Linked DNA regions of Mus musculus: region 2 is linked to region 1. The links are chromatin loops, found by intact Hi-C in ENCODE. Cell type or tissue: gastrocnemius. All regions are shown on one strand. Links, peaks and the distances in the headings refer to the core of each region. The heading gives the core; the rest is flanking DNA. Region 1 overlaps Srsf11 (serine and arginine-rich splicing factor 11). Region 2 holds the start of Cth (cystathionase (cystathionine gamma-lyase)).

Region 1 (5,377 bases), core at 82-5,081:
TCATATGCCTCTTTCTAATTATATCATGAAATATTCAATAACTCATTAAAGTATATTTTTCTTGAAAAGTGGGTAAGATCATTAAAGTGATCACTGATCATGTTTGGTTATGAAGGCTTCAAATGAATATCTGTTGACAGTAGCCTTCGAGTACAGCATAACACTGACATGTGTCACTGGGATCCTTACCTAGGTAAGTATCCCATTGTGAAATTCCTTTAAAACTAAATACTTTACTATCCACTTCTACAATAAACACCATGTCTATAAATCATAGCAATTGAGAAGTAAAAGCAGGAAAATACTGATTGGAGGTCAGCATAGCCTACGTTGACCCCCCCCCCCCCCCCCCCCGACACACACACTTACGAAGCCCTTCCCTGGTCTGAAGTGTTTTAGTAAGTGTGTTTGGGGTATGCATTCTTCAAAATGGAATGCTGATGAACTCAAGAATCTTGTTCTATGAAAGGCAGGAAGGCTGACCTTATTCTGTGAATTGGTGACAGCTGCCATGCTACTGTTTGAAGGTGAGTACACAGTACCCTATATCATTTCAAGGAATAAACAAACCCTGCAACTATTCAGCTTATGATGGAATTACCCATATCACCACAAAAAGACCAGCTTAAGTCTATCACAACCTCCTTTAAAGTATTGTTCACTAGCTAGGTAGGTCTACAAGGGGAAAAAAAAAAAAACTAAACAAACAAAAAAGTAAAAAGCCCAATACAACACCCACTTCTTCTTCTTTTTTTTTTTTTTTTTTTTTTTGGTTTTTCGAGACAGGGTTTCTCTGTAGTCTTGGCTGTCCTGGAACTCACTTTGTAGACCAGGCTGGCCTCTAACTCAGAAATCTGCCTGTCTCTGCCTCCCAAGTGCTGGGATTAAAGGTATGCGCCAACACTGCCCGGCTAACACCCACTTCTTTTATCTTTTATAATACAGTATAGATTTGCTTTGGAGAATAAACAAAGTGAGTGACTATAATAAAACTTTTAGTAATCTGCAAGATTAAAATCACAAGTTGAATATATAATCTTTTTTGTAGTTTTAATATTAGTTTTAGGAGCAATCTGAAGGGTAGGATGTGTTGAAATAAACAACATCAATTTCTGTATGCTTTTTTATAAGGAGCTACCCTGTGGATTTCCAAGGTCAAGATTCTGCTCCAAACAACTGTTCCTAAAACACTACGAAACTGTTAACATACTTATGTCAAGCACTAAACAGTTATGTAAAAATATTTCAAGTAGGGAAGTCATGAAAATTAATAATTAACACATAAGACTTGTATGATTAACTTCAGCATGATTAGTGATTACACACACAACAGATGACTGTGATGATTCTCATTTCTTATTCTGAATTTAAGGGACAGCATTAACCACCAAAATTTGGCTGGTAGTTTTACTAACATTAACCACTATGTTTTCAGTAAACGTTATAATTGTTTCTAGAGGACATACAATTATTTCAAATGTGTTTTCTATCTTCATACTTTCTTTGTTCCTTACAATGAATACACGTTTAATACCGCGGCAATAAAAACCACTTTTAAAACAAGACAAAACCCACATAAACCCTAACTCAAATTTAAACATTCCGTAAATTATTTAAACACAACAGGATTCAGCTATGATGAATTTCTCTGAATTATATAAAAACAGCATTCAGGTCTATTGACTGAGTCTTCTGTCTAAGGGTTATAGGGTTTGATGCACTTCCCTAGTTCAAAATTACTTAAGAGCAATCCTTATTTACATCAAGTGAATATAACAGCAACAATTTTACTTCCTTTCTAACAAAGCACTGGGTTAGTTTTTCCTTTAAAAGGGGGATTTAATCGAAACATTAAGTGCCCAAAGCAAAATGATGGTATAAACAACACCAAGAGGAAAAACATTCCTTAAACTCCAATCGGGCGCTTATCCCTGGCCTGCGGCCTGGCAGGCCCGCGGATTTTCCACGCTAGGCTCCGGCGGACCGCGCGCCTCGCCTCACCGGAAGGGCCTCGGGCCCGCAGCGCCCCGGTACTCACTCCGGCGGGAAGAGGCGCAGCTCGTCGATCTTGCCCAGGAAGCCGAAGAGCGTACGCATCTGCTCTGAGCTGGCGCTCGGAGACACGTTGGTCACCTGGATCACCTCGGTGCCGCCGCCTGGCCCGCCACTGGGGCCTGGGCCCGGGCCTGGCGCGCTGGGGACCACTGCCGTGCTGCTCATGGCGCGGGCTGCCTCCTGCTCAACACATCAAACACAAGACAGAGTGAGAGCGCGCGGCACCGGCCGCCGGCCGCACACAAACGGCCGCGGACCTCGCGCAGCGCAGCCGGCCCACAATTCCACACGCCCGCCCGCGCATGCGCCCATATCCCGGAAGTACGCGTCCAGTTCGCGCTCCCGCAACTGTCCCGGCTGCGCCCACCCAGCTGAGCCACCTCAGAAATGGTTCCTGCTTACTCCACATAGCACCAGAAGCATTTTCAGGCAGAATCCCTCCACCTAGCCGCTGAAACCTCCAGCAAAGACAGTTTAACACACACGCCCTGCCTCTCTGTTCGCTCACTGAACTTAGCTTACCTTTACTGTCCTTCAATATATTACAGTATACGGTCAGCAGTTTGAAATACACCCGCTTTAACACGAGCATTCTTCACTACAAAAACAAAACAAAGACCCCTGCCTTATTTCTTCAGCCACATCTGACCTATTCCAGTTCTCCAACATAAAAAACCCAAATTACTTTCTCTATGCCTTTACAGAAGCCACTAAGTTCCCTAATCTCATCTCAATACCACCTGTTAGTAACAGCACTGCTTTTGTTATTCAAATGTATGTCTCAGACTGCAGAACCTAGCACAAATTCTGAGTTACTTCCAACGAGCACTGAACACATGAACACTCACCCCACCCTACTTTAATTAGTCATTTATCATACAGGCCACGCTAATTTATTTGACTCAAAACTACCGAGAGCTAAAAACCTCAGACTTTACACGGAGAGTTACAAATCTCTACACTTGGCAAATAACTCTTGGCCAATACTGAAAAGGATGCAACTGACTTGCTAGGTCTACTCACTAGTTCAGTGACATAGTTCTTAAGCACAGAAGGGAGGGGCTGACTAATGTGCCTCATCAGAGTTTAAAACAAAACAAAACACATGATCACTCATCAATCACTCCCAAGATAGTGTTAAGTAGTTTCTCGAATAACAGGTATCACTCACTGTTAATTACAGATTCTCACAGATCAACGTTCTTAGTATCAGGAGTACATACAATGCCCATGACAGAACAAAGAACACAATAATAAGAGCTCAAGCTTTGTCTTTTGATTTTCAGTGTTATTTAACATCAGTTTATTAGCTGTAAAAGGTATATGAAAATCTTTAATACTGTTTTACATTTCAAACAAAAAATTTTATTACTTATTTATAGTGTATGTGTGCGTCACAGTGCCCTTTGAAGGTGCCCTCATTCCACCATGTGGGTCCCTGATCAAACTTGGGTTTAATCCATCTCTACATTTTTCTATATGCTTTATGTTTTATAATAAAAATTATAGTTAAACCAACAGGGTTTCTCTGTATAGCCCTGGCTGTCCTGGAACTCACTTTGTAGACCAGGCTGGTCTCGAACTCAGAAATCCGCCTGCCTCTGCCTCCCAAGTGCTGGAATTAAAGGCGTGCGCCACCACCGCCCGGCATGATAAAATCTTTTAACTACAAATCTGATTTATGTAAGACTTACTGAGCACAGTAATCGAGGGCATTTGATGCAGAAAGGCTAGCAAAAAAGTAATTTATTTAAATATTTTCCATCTGTTTTGACTATCACCATAGAGCTACTAAGTTGAATAGGCAATGAAATACTTATCATTGTTAATGACTTTCACAGAAATAATATAGCTAAAAGCAGGTGACAAAAATCTTAAGACAAACAGTAAGTATATCTAATCTATGACAGTTTAAGTGATCGTAATTATTTGCCAGAAAAGGCAACAGAATTATAGAATCTGGATATAGGCAACAAATTCTTTCTTCTTACTATTTCTCCAATATTATAAAGGCATCCCAAACTCACAAATTTCTCCAAATACTATATCTCTACTAACTTCTAGAGATTTCTGAGATGCTAGAAGTATAGCATAACACAGAAAACAAAGAAAAGACAGCCAATGTTCCCAATCTATTGGAATTGCAGTTCTCTCCATAAGCAAACATAGAGATGTAAGAAATGCATGTACTAAAAAGGCAAGAAACTCTGCACAAATTAACCTCTTTTTCTCTTACTAGAACGGAAACTACTTATTTAATAAGTCAGTCATCAACTATAGCTTTCAACTATGAAAAAAGTCTAATATATAAACAAAATTTCATGAGGGACACAGCGATGTTTGAAAATGTACTATTAAATTGTAGTGGTAAGAATGGATTTCCCTATCTTTATTTGATAATAAGTTTTACTTTCTGTCACGAAACAAATCAGCACTTTCTGGGTGACTTGATTGCTTATTTTTTTTTTTTAAGTAATGTCAAGCGATATTAAATAAAATGCATATAATAAACCATAGCCAAACACCTCCATTAAAAAAAAGGCAGGTATGCCTAATCTTTAGCAGGACAGAAGAGGGCTGCTTTTCAGTATTCCAGAGCTGGTGATAGAACCCAACGTCTTTGCAAGATATGTAAGTGTTCTATAACTGAACTACATCCCAAAAGATGTGATCTTTTATTTTATTTGGCGCTACTTCAATAATGCAGAATGTCTAATTAAAAAAATTTTAAAATTTATGTCTGTGTGTGTACCTGTATGAGCCTTTATGTGCACCATGTGTGTGCAGATGCTGGCAGAGGTCATATTCTCTGAAACGGAGTTAAAGGCAATTGTGAATTGTCCTGGAACTCACTCTGTAGACCAGGCTGGCTTTGAACTCAGAAATCCTCCTGCCTCCTACCTCCCAATTGCTAGGATTAAAGGGGTGCACCACCACTGCCGGGCTTCAGTAGGTGCTTTTAACAACTGAGCCTTCCAATTGTCCCCATATTGTCTAATTTTAAAACCCACAAATACTTTGAGTGCCACTACTGAAAAATGTTTCATTTTAAATGCATTATTAGTCTTAAGGTAATTCAACTACCATAAAGAACTAGTTGTCAAGACTACCCTCATATATTTTATAAACAAGCTCAATCCATGAATTACCTTCCAGTTTCTATCAATTAGCAACAAATAGATAATTTTCTCAAATGCAAGAGATAATTTTGGCTACAACCTGTTTATTTTTCACATGCTATATGAGTATAACATACAGTATATTATGAACTTGTATTAGCCAAATCCTTATGCCAGTTCATACCTATTGATATAGAAATATG
Region 2 (5,377 bases), core at 50-5,049, 110 kb before region 1:
TATGAGCTCAGTGCTAGTAAGGAAACGCCTCAACATCTGGGATTTTCCCTGCAGTCTGGGATTGAGGGAGACAATACACATTTACTTGCAAAGTTGTGAAGATGAAATGGGGTGAGGCACAAATTCCTCAGCATGCTATGCTAACCACTAGGTGGGTGGCAGTCCTTAACATTAGAATGACCTTGCAGTTATGTTAGCCTCACCTTCTCCTTATAAGATTAGGAAAAGGGAAGCGAATGAGTCTGACCTGTGTTTCTCTTCCCAAGACTTAAGTGATACAGGTCCATTTAGCACAGAGAGGGTTGAAAGTGCCATTCACTTGCTCAGGGCTCAGATCTTGACACTATAAAAAATGACTTGCCGGGCGTGGTGGCGCACACCTTTAATCCCAGCACTTGGGAGGCAGAAGCAGGCGGATTTCTGAGTTCGAGGCCAGCCTGGTCTACAGAGTGAGTTCCAGGACAGCCAGGGCTACACTGAGAAACCCTGTCTCGAAAACAAACAAACAAACAAATAAACAAAACAAAAATGACTCAAAACAAAAGGAGGAAGCAGTTCTCAGTGAAGACCCTCCTGTGCCAAGCTCCCTTTGCACTTAAGTTCATCCCTTTATACATAAGATTCATGTAATCCTTTTATTTAGCCTTGTGACCTACTTGGAGAAAAGTGCAGTCAAATGTTGTAAGGCCTGGGGAATGTGAGAGCCAGAGCCAATCCTAGGATCTAAGCTCCTGTGGTCATACACATCTGCAATCCCAGCAGAAGCAAAGATTAATCTGTGAGTTCAAGGCCATCTCTCACTAGAGAGAGAGAGAGACTGTTTTAAAAACAAACAAACAAAACATCCTACAATTTTCTCCCCTTGGCTTATACTGTACACCACTACTTATACCCTTGTTTTAGACTCAAACTTCTAGTATTAGTAATAATAATTTTAAGAGTTTCCCCCTGTGTTAGATAAACACAGTTTACAGGGTTCTAGCACTCATCACCTAGATGCTAAACTCACCAAACCTTCCTGCAAAAGCTTGGCTTCTAGAACAGACTCACATAAATATTCATAAGCATGCAGACATTTAACTTCCAGGGAAGGAGAGCGTCTTTCATTGGCAAATTATCTTGTGCATTCCATGGCTTTTCAAATGGAACTAAAGATCTCTGATACTTCTCTTAGCTGCAGTGCTATTAGCTTTTGGAGATTCTGAGCACATACTGGATTTAACCACTCCTGCTTGCTCTCTGAACCGTTTTAACATTAAAATCATACCTGACTGCTCAATTTCTATACACTTTTTTCCACACAGGCAGCAAGCCTATCTAGGAGGGGCACACTTGGAGGAGGTGATGAGCGTATTTTGAATGCACATCATCAGGAGTATCCTAGCCTGATATAGAGACACTTTTGGGACTCCACCTCACATACAAAAAAGGGTTGTTTGTAAGAACTTTACCTGGCTTAGAACACAGAAAGGCAGTATTCAGAGCAGTCAAGACCTGGGAATGTGCAACAACTGCTTTGATAACAGCTGTCCTCTGAACCTGGGGCATTTTTAATATACCAAGACCCATTTAGTAAGCCACCAGAAAGGAAGATGCCATGAGATTCACAAGGCTGCATCTTACAGGCTTTACCAGTCACTTGGTCATTTGTGTTTGTTGAGTCTGGGTCAGTTTCCGTTTTTATAAAAGGATTTAACCCCTGCCCTATGACTTAGCTGCTGTGGTCAAATGGAAATAACAAGGCAGGAAGACTGCAAACACCAAAGTACTCCTAAGTGTGTACTACAAAATTTAGAAATGTTACAACAGTAACAGCTTGTGTAGTGTGTTCTATCATTATCCCAGTTTACACAAGGTCATCTCAAGTCTTGGATGGGTTAAATAGCTTCCTCCAGGTTACTCAGTCAGAGAAGCTGATGTAAGAATTAAAACCCATGTGCTCTTAATCACAAAGCCACACTACTTAGATCAATGGTTGCCAATCTTCCTGATGCTGTGACCCTTTAATACAGTTCCTCATGGTGTAGTGACCCCCAACTAATTATTTTTGTTGTTACTTCGAAACTGTAATTTTGCTACTATTAGGAATCGTGATGTAAATACCTGATACATGTAACCCCTGAAAAGGGTTGTTCCACTCCCAAAGGGGTCACAGCCCAGAGGTTGAGAACTGCTGGCTTAGATGATGAAATGGCTTGAACTATTACATAGCTCAGTTACAGTGCAGCACCATGGAGTCAGTTGCAGAAGGGAGGGGTTCAAGATAAATTAAATCTTATAACCCTATTATCTCAGCTATCTCAGTTTGAACACTTGAGACCTTAGTTCAGGCTAGGATCCTTCTTGTTAACCTTCAGTGAGACTCTACATGTAACACACATAGATTTTAAGTACGCACTTGGTACATAAATACACATTAGCTATTAACTGAACATACCGACTGAAACTAATCTTAATTCTAGGATTTTCATTGTTTAGTGTGTGAGAGAGAGGAGAAAGAGAAAGAGACTGAGGGGGGAGGGAGGAAGAGAAGGACAGGGAGAGAGGGACGGAGTGGGTGAAAGAGACTGGGGACAGAGAGAAGAGAGGGAGGGGGGAGAGAAGGAGAGAGAGGGAGAGTGCAAGCCTTTGGGTGCATCAAAGAACAACTAAGGTGGTGGTTCATGCCTTTAATCCCAGCACTTGGGAGGCAGAGGCAGGCGGATTTCTGAGTTCGAGGCCAGCCTGGTCTACAAAGTGAGTTCCAGGACAGCCAGGGCTACACTGAGAAACCCTGTCTCAAAAACAAACAAACAAACAACAAAAAAAAAACAACTACAGGAGTTGGTTCTCTCCTTCCATCCTATAGATTATGGGATTGAATTATAGTAGTCAGGTCTGGTGACAAGCACCTTTATATACCTGCTGTAATAAACACCATGCCCAAACCAACTTGGGGAGGAAAGAGTTTTTTATTTTACTTCCATTTAACAGTTCACCATGGAAAGCAGTTAGGACAGGAACCTGGAGGCAAGAACTAATGCAGAGGCCACGGAGAGGTGGCTTCTTACTGGCTCGTTCACCCAACTTCTTATAGAACGCAGGGCCACTAGCCTGGGGGGGGGGGGCACCCACCATGGACTTATCCTCCCCCATCAATCTCTAATTAAGAAAATGCCTGCTTGCAGCCTGATCTACTGGAGGCATTGTCTCAATCGAGGTCCCCTCCTCTCTCGCTTGAGTCAAGTTGATATAAAACTAGTCAGCACGACTGCTGAGCCATTTCACCAGCCCAAGAGCCTTCATTTTTCAAAGTAGGACTGGCTGCAGGTAGCTTCGATGCTACAGAATTCAACAACTTACAGTTCTGGTTTTTAACTGAAAATCGCAGAGAGCGCATGTCCCGAGCGCTCCCACAGTCAGCCCAGCCCTGCCCGGCTGCTTACCGAGGACTGGCCCGGGAAGTCCTGCTTAAATGTGGTGGCCAACGAAATGGGCAGCACCACGGCACGAGAATTCCATTGCTCAGGCTCTTGTCCCACGTGGATGGCCTGAGTGGCGAAATGCTGGAAACTAGGCAGGAAGCCGCTCAAAGAGGCGTCCTTCTGCATGCTGGGGCAGGAGTGCGAGGTGTTGCTTTGGCTAAAACCTTCTGGACTTTGGCGCTTATATCCAGGGTGGGGAGGGGCCGACGCAACCAATCATCGCTGGTCCCTAGGCAGCGGCCCTGCTTATTGGTCGGCAGTGGAGGTGTTGCCCCGATCGTTCCTGCCCCGCCTCCCAGTGGCACAGAGCAGTGCCCACGTGGGACACCTCAGCACTGAGGTGCAGCACTCAGCCCAGAGATCCCCTTTGTCTGCAGGATAGGGACGCAACCTCCAGCAGCCTCGCGTGGCCCCAGAGTTCCGGCAAGGGTCACGCAGGCAGGTGCTTCCCTCGGATCTGAGGACCGCCACAGCTGTGCCACCAGCGCCCGCGTCTCTACTCTGGCCAAGATCAGGCCTTAAGGCCCAAGCTTTGCTCCCAAAAAGACGTAGCTTTGACCTAATTTTACACCTTGTCCGAGAACTGGGGAATTTAAGGAGTTTCTGTACCTGGGAAGTCGAACCTAAAACTTTGTTTTTTTTTTTGTTTTTTTTTTTTAAGATTTATTTATATTTACTTATTATTATATGTAAGTACACTGTAGCTGTCTTCAGACACACCAGAAGAGGGAGTCAGATCTCGTTACGGATGGTTGTGAGCCACCATGTGGTTGCCGGGATTTGAACTCAGGACCTTCAGAAGAGCAGTCGGGTGCTCTTACCTGTTGAGCCATCTCACCAGCCCGAACCTAAAACTTTGAAACACTGTTGAACGAATTTGGAAGGTGTTAAGGAATAAACAACTGATTTTAAAAGCTACGGTTTGGAAAAGCTACGAAGAGCAAACACAATCAGTATGCTTTTCAAATTAGCTCCAGACACAATCACCTTCCAGAACCAAGTGTACACTGCCAGAGGCACAGGGGAAGCGGGTAGCCTCTGAAACACTAACGGGTTACCATGCTTGCTTGATTAGTATTTCTCCTTTTAAAGTATGTTCTCAGCCTGAGTATATTTTAACGATGTGTTTGTGTGTGTGTGTGTGTGTGTGTGTGTGTGTGTGTGTGTATTGCACCACATGCATACTTGATGTCTACAGAGGTCAGAAAGGCTGTTGGATTCCCCTGGAACTGCATTTGGAAACAGATGTGATCTGCGTGTGGGAGAGAAAGCCAAGCCCTGGTGCTCTGGAACCAATGCTCCTGCGGGCAATGCTCTTGCTCCCTGAGCCATCTCTAAAGACGTAAGTACATTTTGATGAGATCACAGAAAACACCGAGGAGTAGAAGGGCCTGAAACAGTTCTGAGTCCAGTTCTAAGTACAGTTGGTAAGCCCTGGGTTATACAAACATGGATGTTTTCTATTTGTTTGTATACTTGTCTGTTTATCGTATTTGAGAGTGCAGAGGAATGTGTGGCACACCCATAGAGGTCAGAGGACAGTCTTCCACCTCCCTGTTGACGCAGGGTCTTTGCACTGCTTACCCCAGGCTAGACCACCCAGGAGCTTCAGTGGATTCTCTGTCTTCTACAGTAGGAGAGCTGCTATTACAGATACACAGCAGCACAAAGGTAGATGCTGGAGATAGAACACAGGGTGTCAGGCTGTGCGGCAAGCATTTACCCACTGAGCCATCTTCCCACTGGACATTTTATTTAGTGTAACTGTCACAAAGAGGTCTTTGAAAAGTGGCCCTTATACAGACTTTCTAAATGAGAGGCTTCTGATAAAGTTAGAGGAAGCTGTGGGGTGGCAGCCCAAGATTTAAATTTCTCTATTCACAGGAATGTCCCTTCCACCCAGGAATTTCTCT

The links. Hi-C counts contacts between places; a loop is a spot of excess contacts. Peaks named below come from ENCODE experiments on the same cell type or tissue, not always from the same donor. Only the 100,000 strongest peaks of a DNase experiment are listed, where the experiment ranks them.
Region 2: it touches region 1 in a loop (2.7-fold over the local background); 1 of 42 quality-filtered maps calls a loop at or near these places.

What each region holds. Positions count from the first base shown.
Region 1 is chr3:158,029,414-158,034,790 of GRCm38, forward strand. It overlaps Srsf11 (serine and arginine-rich splicing factor 11), which reads right to left. Exons shown (of 13, transcript NM_001379531.1): 2 at 2,039-2,235. Among named protein-coding and RNA genes, the nearest start is that of Srsf11, 4.5 kb to the right of the region's middle. In gastrocnemius, for the core only: no CTCF peak of the experiment used is centred there; a DNase peak (open chromatin) is centred at 2,353; H3K4me3 peaks cover 2,280 bases; H3K27ac peaks cover 1,675 bases.
Region 2 is chr3:157,921,441-157,926,817 of GRCm38, forward strand. Cth (cystathionase (cystathionine gamma-lyase)) reads right to left here and starts at 3,623. Exons shown (of 12, transcript NM_145953.2): 1 at 3,426-3,623. The coding sequence starts at 3,590. 1810013D15Rik (a long non-coding RNA gene) reads left to right here and starts at 3,768. Exons shown (of 6, transcript XR_867796.2): 1 at 3,768-3,906; 2 at 4,663-4,806; 3 at 5,349-5,377. In gastrocnemius, for the core only: no CTCF peak of the experiment used is centred there; DNase peaks (open chromatin) are centred at 3,159 and 3,702; H3K4me3 peaks cover 1,827 bases; H3K27ac peaks cover 1,678 bases.